Linked DNA regions of Mus musculus: region 1 is linked to region 2. A link is a loop called in an ENCODE intact Hi-C map of the cell type or tissue named here. Cell type or tissue: left cerebral cortex. All regions are shown on one strand.

Region 1 (8,000 bases), 140 kb before region 2:
TGGGCAAGAAACTGGTGAACTTCCCAGACTGGAGGCATCGTCTGCCCTCGGACTGCACAGGGCTGAGCAGCCATGTGGACAGAGGCAGCTAGGCCTTGCCTGTTCCAGGAAGAGCCAAACCTCCCAGCAGCCCACCCTGTAGCCCATACAAGGCTGTGCTGTGGAGAGGGAAGGGCAGGGGCCACTCCCACATTCATCACGAGTGAAACTATCTGCCCTGTCAGCAAAGCAGAGCCCTCTCTCAGGAAAAGCCTCCGAGCAGCGTGCTCCTCCAGCGGGAAGCCACTCTCCATGGCCCTTTCTGTGGCTCCAGCCCTGGCCTGCCTCGGCTTCCTCATCTGTACAAGCTGTGTCTTCATGAGGATGCTGCCCAGCACGGCATTGTGGTGGCCCGCCCATCACAGTTCCGGAGTTTCCAATCAGCAGCCCTAAGCGGCTGTCAGGGACTGGCTGGTCTGAGGAAGCCCCGGCTGCCCCAGGATTTGTAGCTTGACGGCAGGCACTGGGGTGGGCCCACTGGAGCACTGGAAGGGTCTCTGCAGCAGTAGGTACAGAGCTGAGTCTAAGCCCTGGATGTTGGCCTGGCCTGGAACTGGTTAACTTCTTTTCTATAGTTATAGTGCTGGGCCTTCATTAAGAACCACCCCAAGGATTCTGGGTACAAACAAGAGGTATCACCTTTAAAAAGGTGAGAACCCACTCTCCTGTGCATGAGCCCAGCGGGCAAGGGCAGGGACTGTTGTGTGCTATCCCAAGAGTCATGTGACCAGGACTAATGCACAAAGTGTGCTTGTGAACTCACTCTTAGCTGGGAAAACCTTGGAGGCTTCTGGGGTGGCTCCTCATAGGGCCTGTCTGCTAGAGAGGCGATAATGCGCTTGCGGTGGCCCAGCAGGTGAACTTTCAGGACCTACAGAGGGGCAGAGGAGCAGTCAGTGGGTGGGGTGGGGCGGGACAGGGCCCCCGGCCTCCCAGGGACACTCACATTGACAAGCTCTAGCTCCCAGAGGTTCTTCACAGTGTCGATGGAGCTGTAGCCACTGGACAGGAAAGAGTGGACATAGTCCTGCAGCCCCAGCGAGTCCAGCCATGAGGGCACTGAGGTGGGGCTGACCCCGTCATAGCCAAGGGCCTTCACCTGTGGTGCGAGGAGGCAGGGAAAGCATCCCTGAGTCACAGGGAAAGAACTACCCTGTGCCTTCCCTTGGCACACCACCACTCTGGGATGCAGAGGCTGCTGGGTGTGGGCAAGGAGGTGCTGGTAGGTGAGGAAGACGGGGAGGAGGGGTGAGGATGCTTCTCCTTGAGCTAGCTCCAAGAGTCACTTCCTGAGCTCTGGTGAAAGGACTAAGGGCATGCTGGCCATGACAGTGACAGTCAGGGGTGGTGACTGTGGTCTCAGAGAATGCTCCTCTAGGGCTTCTCTGGGGTCAAGGTAGGCCAGCCTGTCCTCTAATGAGTTAAGAGACTCCAGAGGCGGCTCGAGTGACAGGCCAAGCCCTTGGAATTAGCTCTGTGCCAAGAGGATCCCAGAACCTCCTCAGTTGGCCAGACAAGGCCCTCACTTCCCTGAAGCCCTGCTACCCTCCAAGGGCCTGAGAGCTTTACAGAGAAGCAGGAAGACCCTGGGCCTGCTGGGCTCTGATGAGGGAAGAGACAGGATGAGATCTGCACGTCTCAGAGCCAGGCTCCTTTTCGGCTTTGGGTCTAGGCCAGCGGTTCTCAACCTTTCTAATGTTGCGTGTGACCCTTTAATCTAGTTCCTCATGGTGTGGTGACACTCAACCCTAGAATTATTTTTGTTGCTACTTCATAACTGTAATTTTGCTACTGTTGTAAACTGTAAATTTCTAACATGCAGGATATCTGATATGTTAGATATGACCCCTGTGACCCCAAAGGGGTTGTAGCCCACAGGTTGAGAACCTCTGGTCCATGGGGTCAGGAGGGCCAAGGCCTGGAGTGGTCACCTTGGGCAAGGAGCGTGCAGCCTGCAGCAGCTTCCGCCGGTGCTGTGGGTCACTGATGCCAATCTCCCTCAGGTCCTGCTCTTCCATCACATTAGACCCCTGAGAAAGAGAGGATGTTAGGTCTTTCCTACACGAGGCCTGGTGTCCAGTCAGGTCAGCCTGCCGTGATGCCACAGCAAATGTTTCTCCATCACAGCCACTAAGAGAAGGCAGAACACTGGACGCCCTGGCCAGCAGCCAGAGTAAGCTGTTGGCAAACCTGCCCATGCCCGGAACGCATGGTACTGTGCTCCCCACAGACACACCTTAGCCTGGGGGAGGGACAGATGCTGCAGGAATCAGACAGGACTATTGAAACAGGGCTCACTGCTGGAGGAAGGGGTCCAGGCTAAGCTTTACTCAGCATTCTCGCTGCCTCGCCACTATCTGAACAGAGCAGCCGAGGGTAGAGAAGCTACAGAACCCGAGTCCCACAGGGACAGTGGGGACAGCTGGCAGGCCACATGCCTGCTTCCCAAGTGCACCACACTTGTTAGCCTCTCTGTTAATCTTGGTCACACAGACGGAAAAACTGAGGCACCTGGCCATCAGAATGTTCCAGAATGTATATATGTAGTAGCAGAATTTAGATCTGAACTAAAGCAGTGTGACTCCACCTGCAGGCCTCAGGGCTGACTGACTCCACACCTGTAGCCCTCAAGGCTGTCTCACTGTAACAACCATGAGAAACAATTGTATTTTTTTGTTTTGTTTTGAGACAGGTTTCTCTCACTGGTACTTCTGGCCTAGAACTCAGAGATCCTCCTGCCTCTGCCTCCCAAGGGCTGGGAATTAAAGGTGTGTGCCATCATGTCCAGTTGTGAGAGTAAATTTTATGGAGTCAAAGCTCATCTTGAAATCTGTGTGTCTTGTACATGCAGTACCGGAAGAAGTGCCATGTGGGTGCTGGGAACTGAACTCTGGTCCTCTGCAAGAGCAGTCAGTGCTCCTAACACTGAGCCGGCTCTCCAGGGCTCATCCTGAAGTCTGATCTTTCTTTTCCCCTCCCTGTGAAGGGGTTACAGGTGTGTAACCCCACGCTGGGCCAGATTAAACACAAGCATTGCACCTGCTAGGCCAGAGATGCACAGGGCACCATTTGTGTAAAGGATATGGGCACATGTCTCAAAGTCAGTGCGGGCACCCCACATTGGCAGGAGCTTTGTGAGCAGTAGCCAGCCCATGGCTGCTGTCTCAGGACACCATTCTCATTGGAATGAGAGCTTCATGTCCCGGGCAAGGCATCTATGTGGGGGTCCCTGCTCCATGTTCTGCATGATTTGCACACACAAAGCCCTTTGGTTACTCTCTACCAGGCCTTCCCTGCTTGCCTTTTTGTGTCTTCTTCAGTGAGGAAATAGACCTTTCTCTGTGAGCAGGTTAGTTCAGCTACTTCTCTTTGGCTGCAGGACACACTCCCTGCCCACCATGCACAAATCCCGGGGCCAGCTTCTAGGTGATGTACATATTTCTGTAGTTGATCTGGTAGCTGTCCTTATGGCTCCGCCTGATGACCTTGTTAGCTCTGTCAAGCCCTTCCTTTCACACGCTGAAAGCACTGGGGTCCCACGGGGCATCTCGGGATGCCAGGCTTGGCAAGCCCTTCTAGAGTTATTCTTTAAGCACTGGCATTTTCCTTTGTATATAGTGATGTTCTCAAACCAGCTTTCTTCTCTTCCAGGTAGAAGCTGTTTGTTTCTTTAGTGAGCTGTCTTTCCTACCAACCTGGAATTACATCTGTAGGTCTGGAGTGGCTGCTTCTGGACCTCTTTCTGGATTCTTTCTACCCCACCTTGTACTTAGATGTGCTAAGTAGCTTGGGTCATTGAATGCTGACTATGACCTGGTGGCCCCACCTTTGCCTCTTTAGCTCCTTTGTCCTGGGTATGGGAAAAATATCCTACAGAGGACACCACCAGCCAAAGCTTAAAGAGCTCAGTGGCTCTTGCAGCTGCTTTTCCTGGCCTGTAGAGTGCACCCCTGCCCACCACACACAAGCCCAGACACTGCCCCCACAGGAAGGAGACAGCGTTTGCATCTTGCTGCCCCAACAGACCCTATCCTGACTCAGCTTGCAACCTTTTCCACAATGGCTTACACCTCGATTCCTTACAAAGCTCAGCACCATTCAAGGTCACCAACAGTGGTTACGCGGCATGGGTTTTGGGTCTGTGCTGGTACTTCAAACACCAATGGCTGAGATCCATTGCTATTGGACAGAGGGCTGACTGCATAGAAGCTTAGGTGCTGAACACTCAGACTCTTCTCTAAACAATACATTGTAACAACTGGTTGTCTAGTAGTTATGGGAGGAGGGAACTGGGTGGGGATGGAGAGCTTCGGGAGAGGTGGGGCTCAGCTGGGCGGGCAGCAGTGGGCAAAGACTGGAGGCTGCCACTGGGAACAGCACCAGTCTCCGTCTGTATGTGTCACAGGTCTCAGCCCTGTGTTCCTGAGATCAGCTGGACCTAGGGACCAGTCTATCTCAGCCTCATGTGCCTTCACCATGGGATAAATGACATTTCACAAGGACCGAGGCAGCCAGGCCCCTTGCCCAGGTGAACTAGTTCTTGAGCTGTCAGTCGGTGGCGGCTGCCTTGCTGAGAGGCCTGGGGAGGGTCAGAGACATGGGGGCTGTAGGAGAGGGTTGAGGTGTGTGTGGGGTATCGAGCTCATTTAGAATTGTACTTGGCAAGCATGGAGTATGACCTGAGCTCTCCAGCCTTAGGGTCTCTAGGAGCTCCCGCTGTACACAGCAAGCAGGAAAGGCTTGTTCTGGCTTCCACCAGTTCCTTGACCCCAAAGAGGGACCCAATAGGAGGCACAGTCTGGGTAACTGCTTGGCTTCCATCCTTTTGGCTGAGATCAACTGCATGATGGGAATGAGACCCCGGCAGCAGGTTACTCAGGGAGGGAGGAGGGAGCTGACTCACGCCAGGGCTGAGTGTCAGTGTTCACTAGAGCCCTAACAGAAAGACCAGAGCAGGGAGTGCCTCTCCTCTGCCACTTCTGTCTCTCGGTGTGGCTGGCGTTCACTTAGTGCTGCCCACTCCACACTAGGAAAATGTTTTCCTGAGTTCAAAATTGACACAGGCTTATTCCAGAACATTTTGAAGTGAAGGAGGCACAAAGTGTGAAGGTCGTCACCTGCTTGCCCGGTCCCTGGGTGGGGTACACCAGCATCTTCCTTTGCCTTTGGCTTCAAGACAGGGTAAGTTTTTCAGAATTAATCGCTGTTGCTGTTATTTTGTGTGGTTCTGTTTTTGAGACGGGAACTCACTATGCTCACTATGGGTTGGCCCAAAGATAAGCTGACGTAGAACTCACGGAATCCCACCTGCTTCTGCCTCCACAGTGCTGGGATTAAGGAAGTGTGCTACCACATGCCTGATGATGTCTGGCAATGTCTGTGAGTAAAGCTGTTTGTTTGCAAGCCTGGCAGCCTGACTCAATCCCCAGGACCATATGGTAGAAGGGGAAAAAAACCAGCTCCCTAGAGGTGTTCTCTGATCTGTACACATGTGCATATGCACACACAAATACAAGCAAGCGTGTACAAAGACACAAGGGGAAATGCAATGTAATAATGATTTTAAAAAGTAACATGGAAGCTGGTTGTGGTGGCTCACATCTGCAACCCAGCACTCAGGAGGCTGAGTGTTCCAGGTCAGCCTGGGCTAGCATGAGACCTTGCCTAACACAAGCTGGGCATGGTGGTGTGCATATGTAATCCTACCACTTGGGAGACAGAGGCAAGAGGATTGGGAGTTCAAGGTTAGCCTGGGCTACACATTTGCAGTTTGGCGGGCCTTGTTCACTCGAGAGTCGAAGGGATTGGTTTCAAAGCCTCTCGTGTCTTTGGACACTGCAGGTAAAAGCAGGTCAGCCCTGTGGATGGATGCCCGGCTGCCACTCTGCTCTGGAGGAAGGGTGCACACCGCCTACTGCCTCTCAGTGCCCATGCAGTGGCAGCTGCACTCCAGGTAAGGTGATGTCAGGATGCTCCATTTGGAGTGTACGTGAATGCGTGGGACCATGAAGGACATCGGTAACCAATGCTCCAATGGGAGGATGGAGAGAGAGGCCTGCTCCATCTGAAGCTGCTGGGAAGGACCTATGACATACTGTCCTCATCTGAGCTCTTAGTACTAAGCGGAACTATGACTTTTCTCCCAAGCTTTCCCTGCCTATGTCATGGTGACCACAGTGCTTTCACACACTGATGCCATGAGCCTTAGCCTCCACAGGCCAGGCTGCAGAGCAGACAGACACCCTACAATCCCCACACCAGCCTTTTGGAGGGTGTATGGCTGGATCACAGATCTAGAGCACCCCTGTGGCTGTCAGTACCCTGAGAAGTCTGGCTCTCGGGGAACAAGACTGACCAGCCCAGAAGGCAGGGCACAGGCTTCTCTGAGAACCCTCCTGCCTATGCCTCAGCTCCACCCACCCTCCTGCTTTGGGTCCTATATCAACTAGACAGAAAATGCCAGCCCAGCAGTTGGCTCACAGAGTGTTGTGCGGAGACAGGCGGCTGAGGCAGGAGGAGAAGCTGGGTGCTGCAGGGCGACCAGGCAGCAGCTCTGCTTAGGCTGGCCATGCTCCTAGGACCAGCAACAGACAGAGGTAACAGGGAGGGACAAAGCCCCAAGCCAGGGGCCATGGGAGCACAGAAGCCATGGCAGGAGATCCAAGACTCTAGGCCATGCGTCGAATAGAATGGCTAATGGGGCTGAAGGGGAACAGGTCTGGGAATTGGGTGGGACACCTTAGGGGCCTGGGGGTTTGGTCTGATGGAAAGTGATAAAGAGCAAGCTCCTGGCCTCGCTGTACTGAAAGCCATGAAGGACATCGGTAACCTACAGCCTTCTCCTATAGGAAGACCTACAACTGCAGAAGCAGACAGGAAGCCATGTACCAAGTGACAGTGGGGTCACGCATTCATGCTTATGTGCTCCTCACCAGCCCCACATGAACATTCCCCACATTAGGAATTATCTCACTACATGACTTTTTCACGTCTATCACAACCCTCTGACCTCAGGGCCACCATCATTCTGCCACCAACACGTCCACGAGGCTGTCAAGAGATTGCCTGCTTGAAGGCACAGGTGTACCAGCCCTCCATCAGTTACCTCCTTCTCAGCATGCATTTGCTCCTTAGTCCCCAGAATGCCCACTTCCTGTGGCCATGGTCTGTGGTGAAGAGGAATAGACCAAGAGGCAGGCATGAGCCATCAGGCGCTGCTGGCTGGCAGGACAGCCACACTCCCTTGCCTGCTTTCCTGGTGCTAGGGTTCGGCCGCCCATTAGGCCCCATTAGCACAGGGAGCTCATGCTAGCCCTCACAGCCCTGACCTGACCCGTTCTTTCTGCCTACAGGCAAGAGGGTGTAGAAGAAGTTTAAGCTACAAGGTTTGGTTGCCTGAATTCATCATTACATCACTGTGGGGATAGTCAGGATTAAGAGCACTGGAACACCCCCCCCTTCAAAAAAAAAAAAAAAAAAGCAGTGGACCCGGACAACAGAGACCTGTGAGGCCAATATAGACCTCAACAGAGCATAAGTGTTGTGTGTGGCCCCAAAGGTGATCCTGAGAGCAGCAGACAGAAGGTGCAGGGCCCAATGTAAATATGAGCATCATGGCAGCCAGAGCATTGGGTCCTCTGTCCCCGAAGACATCTGAAGGGCAGATGGTTCTGGAAAGCTCCCTTAGCCATACACAGAACTTCTACAATGCTGTGAAACTCCACAGGAGCTCCTTGTCTGTGAACATGTTTCCAGATGTTTCCAACATATCTGGATCTGGGCTTCCTGGAGCTACTGTGTATCTGATAGAAACATCTTCAGGGCCCTTTATTGGAGCTACTTTGTATCTAGTAGATATATCTCTAGGGACTCTAAGCACCAGGTGAAACCTTCACCCTCTACGGTGAACCAAACTGGATGATCCATGCCAGGTCCACGTGCTGAAGGAGTGTTTCAGGACC
Region 2 (8,000 bases):
GGAAGGGAAGCAAGCAAAGGATGGGACAGGGAACTACTATATTTGACAGGCAGTATGTGCTCCCCACCCCAAAGCTGGCAAGATCTGTGTGTATGAGGACCATCATGGGTGTGTAAGGCTAAGACTCAGGTACAAAATAGCTCTATGAGAGACAGGACATGTGAGGAGAGAAGGGAGTATTCTATAATTTCAGAACACACACACACACGAAGGGTTGGCGAGATAGCTCAGCTGTTAAAGTGCTTGCTCTGTAGGCATGAGGACCCAAGTTGAATCCCCAGAACCCATATGAAAACTCCAGGGGTGGTGGTGTCTGCTTGGAAACCCAGGGCTGGGGAGAAGCTAACAGGAAGAATCCTGGAAGACTGTCTCAATGGCTTCCGCATATGTGTACATGCACACATGCAAAAAGCATACGTACAAAACCTATGTGGGATGAACAGGGGAAGAGGGTCATAAACATATAAGGAAACAAACACACGTGTGGTTTGCAACATCTATACCCAGTGCAGTTAAAAGCTCCTTAGACTTCAAGAGAAAGGCAGGATACAGTTTTCAGTACTAATGAGGCTAGGATGCATCGTTTGAAACACAAGTCAAGACACCAAATTCTGAGTCCATGGCTTCCAATGATAACTCAGGGTTCCGGGCAGGAAAAAGAGCAGAGGTACACAGGGACCCGCCTCCACCGCCTCCAAACCTACAAAGGGGACTTGCTGACCTTGTGGTTATTTAGATGCCTGGCCTTGGAGCTGGAGAGATGGCTCAGAGGTTAAGAGCACAGGCTGCTCTTCCAGAGGTCCTGAGTTCAGTTCCCAGCAATCACATAGTGGCTCACAACCATCTATCTGTTATGAGACTTGGTGCCATCTTCTGGCCTGCAAGCATACATGCAGTCAGAACACTGAATATAGAATAAATAAACCTTAAAAAAATAAATAAATGCATGGCCTTAGCCCTCTCAGTAGGTTAACCAGTAGGTTAACCAGAGTCACCCCTAATTAATGACACACCCAGTGTAACAAGGGCCTAAGTAGAGGCCCTCCCTCCCAGCGGGAGACGGGGAGACTCCTGGGCACTTGTGGCTTCTATCAGACACAGACATAGCCAATGAGGAGTCCGACAGCTCTGTGACTCTAGGGAAGGGTCACACCACTCATGCTTTATGGAAGAAACCCCAGTAAAAGTACTGTGCTCACCAGACCTCACAGTCTTGCTTAACTATGTGGCAGCTAGATCTCAACAATGTTCCACGGTCTCCGAGGGCGCACCAAGAAGAACCTAGCCTGTGTGCTGGCTAGTTTTATGCCGACTGACACAAACTAGAGTTAATGGAAAGGAGGGAACCTCAATTGAGAAGATGCCCCCATAAGATCCAGCCATAGGGCATTTTCTTAATTAGCGACTGATGGGGGAGGGCCCCGTAGGTGGGCCATCCCTGGGCTGGTGATCCAGAGTTCTATAGAAAGTAGGCTGAGCAAGCCATGATAGGCAAGCCAGTAAGCAGCACCCCTCCATGTCTGCATCAGCTTCTGCCTCCAGGTCCCTGCCCTGTTTGAGTTCCGGTCCTGACCGCCTTCAGTGACCAGTGACTGGGCTATGATGTGGAAGTGCAAGCCATAAACCCTTTCCTCCCCGACTTGCTTTTAGTCATGGTGTTTCGTCACAGCAATAGAAACCCCAACAAGGAGACCGTGTCTCCAGGTGCTAATATAGGCACTAAGAATACAAGCATGAGACAGGCTGCCAACATGACAGCCATAAGTATACCAATCCATTCTTATTTACCTTTAAGGGACTGGACTACTCAGGGTCCCAAGCAGGAAGTCCCCAAGTAGCCCACAAACAGCAAACAAACCCTGTCTCTGATCAGGGTGTGCTTCCCTGAACATTCCCAACTATATGCGATCTACCCCAAAACTTGACTTCAAAGTCAGCCTAGCTGTGCCTCCCCCTGAAGGTTCTTAATCTACCCCAAAGCAGTGTCTGTCCTCTGAAGTACCAACTACTACTAGTGAAGATCACAATTCATTTAGGGATTGATCATCCCCTGAGGAGATGGCTCAGTCCATGAAGTCTTTGTTCAGCAAACAGGAACCCCCGAATTTGATCCAGCACCCATGTTTATAAGAAGAGAGAGAGAGAGAGAGAGAGAGAGAGAGAGAAGCCAACGTGGCTGTAATGCTAGTACTGGGAAGGCAGAGGCAGGGGAATCCCTGGGACTTGCTGACCAGCCTGTGGAGCAGAATCAGCAAATTCCAGGTTTGGTAAGAGACAGTCTCAAAGAAGATGGAGAGCAGTTGAGCAAGACACCAAATGTCAAGCCTTCACCATGCAGGCTTGCATGCATGCATGCACACGCACACAGAGATCATTCTACAATCAGTAATTTTCAACAAATCTATTCAACAAATCTTGAGTACCACCTATAAGCCAGTATTGTTCAAGACACTGGGTGCAGCCAACAGAATTGGGGTTTTCTTCCCCCAAAGGATCGTGCTTTTTAAAATCTTCCTGAAAAAAAAAAAATATGGGTTGAGACTCAGTACTGAATAACTGTTTATTAAAGCGGTGGGCTTCCTGGGTCCAAGCTCTCCAAACTCACTCAAACTGAAAGTGCATGAACCTATAAGGAACAGAAGCTAAGAAAACCACTTCTAAATGAACTTCCACTTCTCAAAAGCCTCAAAACAAGGAAGGAAAAGAAAACAGCTAAGAAAGCATTGCTGAACCAACACATTTTATGCACTCTGACAGAGCATTCTAATCCTCCCTCCCTCTTGTAAGCTACAAAGAGTGACCCCTCCCTCCCGAAGCCTTGCAGCCCGGGATTCAAGTGTCTAAAAGATCTCAGAAAGTTGAACGCACCTCAGCTCCCTGAGCAAGCCTTGGTTTCTTTCCGATTAAGTCTCAGGGGGGAAATGAGCAGATGCCACTTGGACGAACCCAGCCAAAGTGACAACGACAAACTGAGCTTCAGGCGCAAGAGGGGCTCAAAGTCTGAACACCTCGTGCGTGATCAATGCAGAAGCAATTTTAAAAACAAACAAAAGCCGGGTTCCGCACAGCCCGGTGGAACGTTCTAAGCTCGTTGGGGAAGGAAGCCGAGAATGTGCTCTAGGGGAGTCGCGAGGCTCTGCACGGCGTGGGAGTCCCTGCAGGATGTGAGAGGGATTCCGCGAATTCGGTCTGCTCTGAAGCGGCTTTTGTGAGAAGCGACAGCTGGCACCTCACGGCGGGCGAGGGTGACGCCGAGCTGTGCCATGCGGCGCGGGCTGCCACCTGGGCACTCCCCCCATTCTCCGCAGCGGCGACGCCAGACACGAGAGCCCGGCCTGCGCCGCGCGCGCCCCAGGAACCGTGACCTCTCGGGGGAGCCCTCGCAGTCCAGGCTGCGAGCCCCGGCGCGCGCACTCACCTCAGCAGACTGGAGAGCGGGTGGCTAGAAGAACCGAGGCCGCCGCCCCCGGAGCCGCCGCCGCTGCCTGAGCCGCCGCCGCCGCCGCCGAAGCCGGAGGAGAGCCGCTTCCCGGACAGCAGCTTCTCCACGGCCGGGAGGTGCCCGGTGCGGGCCGCCTCCAGCAGCTCCTGCTCCTTCCCCATCCCCAGGACCGCCACCCCTCGGACCTCAACCCGGAGCCTTGCAGAGCCTGCTCCGGCTCCGAAACTTTCCGTCTCCGGGCAACGCACCCCTCAAACCGGCCGGGGACGCCACCCCCTCTCCCCCCGCCTCCTCGGCCTCCCCCACTCCCTGGCGGCGCGTCACTTCCGGGATCCGGCGTCACGCGTCACCGCGCCCCCGCGCCCCGCCCCCTTGCCCACCTAGTGGGCGGGGCTCGGCGCCGCCGTGCAGGTGAGCCCGCTTGGCGGAGGGGAGCCTCGGTGTGCGGAGCCGAGCCTGGCGCAGGCGCGGTCTACGCCTAGCGGACCCGCCCATTCGCCAGGTGGCGGAGATCGGAGGCGGCACGCCTGCAGGAGCTTCCCGAACTGCTCGCCTTCCCAAAGGTTTGGGACCTCATGGCACTGGAAATGCGGTCATTGTTCCTGGCACCGTAGAAACAAAAGAAAAGGGGGTAACGCGTACCTCTGTTTTCAACTCCATTCAAAACGCATAGATTCAATACGGGATAGGCGCGGAGATCTAGAACCAGACTTGAAAAATCCCTCCCTCTGGTGCCTCCTGGAGGGAAGACCTGAGAGTTTTACTTCTGCAGTTAGACTGGCATTGTGGCAACTGCCATTTGTCCCAGCAGTCGAGAAGCAGAAGCCGCTGGCTGCATCGCTGTGAGTTTAAGGTCAGCCTGATCTACAAAGCAAGTTACGGGCTAGCCAAGGCTACATAGTGAGACCCTCTCTCCAGAAAAAAAAAGGTGGGGGGGGGGGAGGGAGTACGGGGGTGGCTGGAGAGGTGGTTCCCTGTTAAGAGCACTGGTTGCTCTGCCAGAGAATCTAGGTTTGATTCCCATCACTTGTGGCGCCTCACAGCAGTCTGTAACTCCAGCTCCAGCGGATGTAACACCTTTTGCTGGCCTCCCAGGGTACCACGAACGCATGTGGAGCTCAGACTTACATGCAAAACACCCATACACATGAAAAAAAAATGTAAGAACTCTTAACAGACACTATCCTCGCACTCCATCCTACTAACTCTTCAGAAAAAGTCAGAAGAGACCTTCTTTCTCTTAGTTGTCATGAGAGACATTTTAAAAGTCAGATTTGGGGAACCATTTCCAATTTTTAATATTGGTGGACTAAGGAGGGAAATGTAATTGGGAAAGGATGACTTTTTTTTTTTTTTCTGTTTTTCCCTCACAACACTAGCCTGTTCTGACGCGAGGCAGGTGGCCAATATTTGAAGTGTTAAATGAAACCATTGGATACTTTCTGTTGGCGTTAGAGATGCTTGCGAAACAGAAGGGAAACTTCCCTGGTGGACACAAGCCGGTGGTCTTAGTTCTTTGGGAAATCCGAGGTTAGGTCGCTGCCGGAAGCTGCTCAGTCCACGGCAACAACAAGCAGCGGGACCGAGTTCTCTCCCTGTTCCCCGACTTTGGGCTGAAGGAGTAAAGTTAAAGAAGGGTTAATTGGCATTACATTCCCAGGAAGGAGAAGAAAAAGAAGGAAAAAGAAGTCTCTCGGGAAACGAATTACGCTCTTTCAAAAACGCTTCTGCCCTGAAGCGGAGGATCTAGACTTCTACATTTCTTTCACATTAAAACAAATTCCGTTTATATGAATCCCCTGGGCAACCAACGCGCTTCTGGAAGTGACCCCTCCCAGGATCCGTGGGCGTGACGTCATCGCGGCGCGACGACGAGCCCTCAGCTCCAGCTCCGCTCCACAGCTCCTTCTCCCGGCGGTGCTGCCATCGCCTCTGACCCCCTGCTCTCGCGATGGACAACCTCGGGGAGTCGCCCACAGACAAAGGCGGGGAGCCAGGGGAGTCAGAGGAGACGAGGGCTACTCCTGGGGCTTTGGTGGCAGCCGACACTGAGGGAATCCCGGAGGAAACCGACAGGGATGGAGACGCGGACTTGAAAGAAGCCGCGGCGGAGGAAAGCGAGGTAGGTGGAAGTTGGTGGATAACGCTGCAGGACTACCCGGGTGCGCTCCTGACTGCTTTCTTCCAAAGCCAGGGAACTAGAATTCCCCCACGACTGTTTGTGAGTCTGCAACCTTGAGGGGCAGGAGAGGGAACGGGAAGGTGTAGGTGCTGTTAGAGCCCTATTCAGGCCTGCTTGTACTCCAGCTCCTTTTGGGGGAAGGCTGAGGAGGAAGGTGGAGGAGACAAGAAGATAAAAGACGAGGAGAAAATGGTTAAGGACAAATAAATTTGAAAATCTGAAGCACAAAGGTTAGAAACACGCGTAGATCAATAGTGGAAAGTAAGTTAGAAAGGCTGTCAGATAGATAATGCCTTCTCTCCCCCTCTCCATATTTCTGTATGAGTTTAAATATGAATTCCTTCCTTCCTTTCTCTCTTTCTCTCTCTCCCTCTCTTTCTTTCTTCTCCTCCTCCTCCTTCTTCTTTCTCCTCCTCCTTCTCCTTCTCTTCTTCCCCTTCTTCCTCTTCTTCCTCCTCCTCCTTCGAGACAGGGTAGCCCTGGCTAACCTGGAACTCAGGTTCTATAGACCACACTGGCTTCGAATTCAGAGATCCCCTTGCCTCTGACTTCCAAGTGTTAGTATCAAAGGCATGTGCCACCACTTCCCGACATACCTTTCATTTTAAAGGAACCATTAAATCTCATTAATGAGTTTTGATGTATTACGATTTTATAGTAAGTTGGCTAGGACAGAGTTTGGATCACTCTTGTGAATAAAACGGTTAAGTGTTTATGTGAGGAGAAATGTAAATAGTAAACATCTTGAAGACGTTTTTAGCTTAGGGCAGGCGAAATTGTTCAGCAGGTCAGGGTGCTTGATCCCCAGAACCCACGTTAAGGTAGAAGCGGACTATCTGCACAAAGTTGTCCACTTACAAACCCACACACATGAATGTCCGTAGTAACTGAAAAATTGTGGGTTTTTAAGAATATTTTTTATATGAATGTTTTGCCTGTGTATTTTTGTTTGCCGTGTAATGTGCCTGGCACATTCCCTGTAAAAGTCAGAAGAAGGCATTAGATCCCCTGAAACTAGAGTTGCTAATGACTGCGAGCTGAAATGTGGGTGTTGGTAAATGGAACCTAGATACTCTGCAAGAACAGCCAATGCTCTTAACCTCTGAGCTTTCTGCAGTTTTTAGTTTAAACTCAATATAATGGTACAAGTCTATAATTTCCACAAGCTGAAAATCCAAAATGAGACTTTGTCTTAAATTACAAAAGGAAAAAAAAAAAAGCTTCCGAACTGGGCATGGTGGTGCACAGCTTTAAGCCTAGCATTCTGGAGGCAGAGGCAGGTGGACCTCTTGAGTACAAGGCAGCCTGGACTACTACAGAGAGAGTTCAAGGATAGCCAGGGCTATGTATAGAAACTCTGTCTCAAATTATTTAAAAAAATAAAATAAATAAAATTTGTATTCTAGTATTGGGAAAGATCTCGTGATCCAGTAGAGAAAGGATCAGAAGAACAGAGCTCTGTTCAGTGTGGAGCTCCCAAGACACACATGGAAGGGACTGTACTGACATCTATGGAGTGAGGTCAGAAGGGTGGGCCCGAGGGAGAGTGGCTGTTTGGATCCTTGGCATTTTCCTCGTAATGTGTAAACAGATGCAGGACCTCTGTATGATCATGGCTAGGCTGGGAAATGGATTATTCATTTTCTTTTTTGTTTTTTGTTTGTTTGTTTGGTTGGTTGGTTTTTCAAGATAGGGTTTCTCTGTGTAGTCCTGGCTGTCCTGAAACTCACTTTGTAGACCAGGCTGGCCTCGAACTCAGAAATCCACCTGCCTCTACCTCCCAAGTGCTGGGATTAAAGGCATGCGCCACCACCACCCAGCGGATTATTTATTTTCTTTCCCAGCTGGAGTATAATCTTCCTTGGAGAGATGGATTGCCTCTTATGCAGATGGTATAGGCAGTGCCTAGAACTAGATAGCTACTGCGTAGACAGAGTTGCTGGGCTGGAAAGAGGAGGGTGTTTGCTGGCCTTTCCCAAACCTGAGAAGTGTGCCGAGTACATAATAAGAGTTTCTGTCCATCTCTCCAGCTCAAGAGTCAGGATGTCTCAGATGTAACAGCAGCCGAGAGGGAAAACTCGTCCTTACTTACTCCTGCAGCCAAAAAGCTGAAACTAGACATTAAGGACAAGAAGGAGAAGAAGCAGAAGGTGGACGAAGATGAGATTCAGAAGATGCAGTGAGTCACAGAGGTCCCCAGTCCAGGCTCTAACTCCACTCTGTACATTCATGCTTACTGGCTTTTTTGTGTGCTTTTGAGGTAAGGGCTCATGAGACTTAAGCCCTTAGCTCAAAGGTTTCAACTCCTGATCTTCCTGCCTCAGCCTACTTAGTACTGAGATCATAGGCATGAGCTGCTATGCCTGGATATAGTTT

What was found. Peaks named below come from ENCODE experiments on the same cell type or tissue, not always from the same donor. Only the 100,000 strongest peaks of a DNase experiment are listed, where the experiment ranks them.
Region 1: a loop joins it to region 2, with 2.2 times the contacts of the local background. A loop is called at or near these places in 4 of 42 quality-filtered maps.

Annotation. Positions count from the first base shown.
Region 1 is chr17:28,044,635-28,052,634 of GRCm38, reverse strand. Anks1 (ankyrin repeat and SAM domain containing 1) reads right to left here. Exons shown (of 25, transcript NM_181413.4): 15 at 1,971-2,069; 16 at 986-1,138; 17 at 803-910. Among named protein-coding and RNA genes, the nearest start is that of Tcp11, 32 kb to the left of the region's middle. In left cerebral cortex, a CTCF peak has its summit at 3,985; DNase peaks (open chromatin) are centred at 4,004 and 5,387.
Region 2 is chr17:27,905,065-27,913,064 of GRCm38, reverse strand. It overlaps Taf11 (TATA-box binding protein associated factor 11), which reads left to right and starts at 5,321. Exons shown (of 5, transcript NM_001379368.1): 1 at 5,321-5,564; 2 at 7,655-7,803. The coding sequence starts at 5,394. Anks1 (ankyrin repeat and SAM domain containing 1) reads right to left here and starts at 3,759. Exons shown (of 25, transcript NM_181413.4): 1 at 3,419-3,759. The coding sequence starts at 3,603. In left cerebral cortex, CTCF peaks have their summits at 888 (motif pointing left), 3,157, 4,186 (motif pointing left), 5,353 and 1 weaker place; DNase peaks (open chromatin) are centred at 3,788, 4,127, 4,459, 5,301 and 1 more place; H3K4me3 peaks cover 4,103 bases; H3K27ac peaks cover 2,382 bases.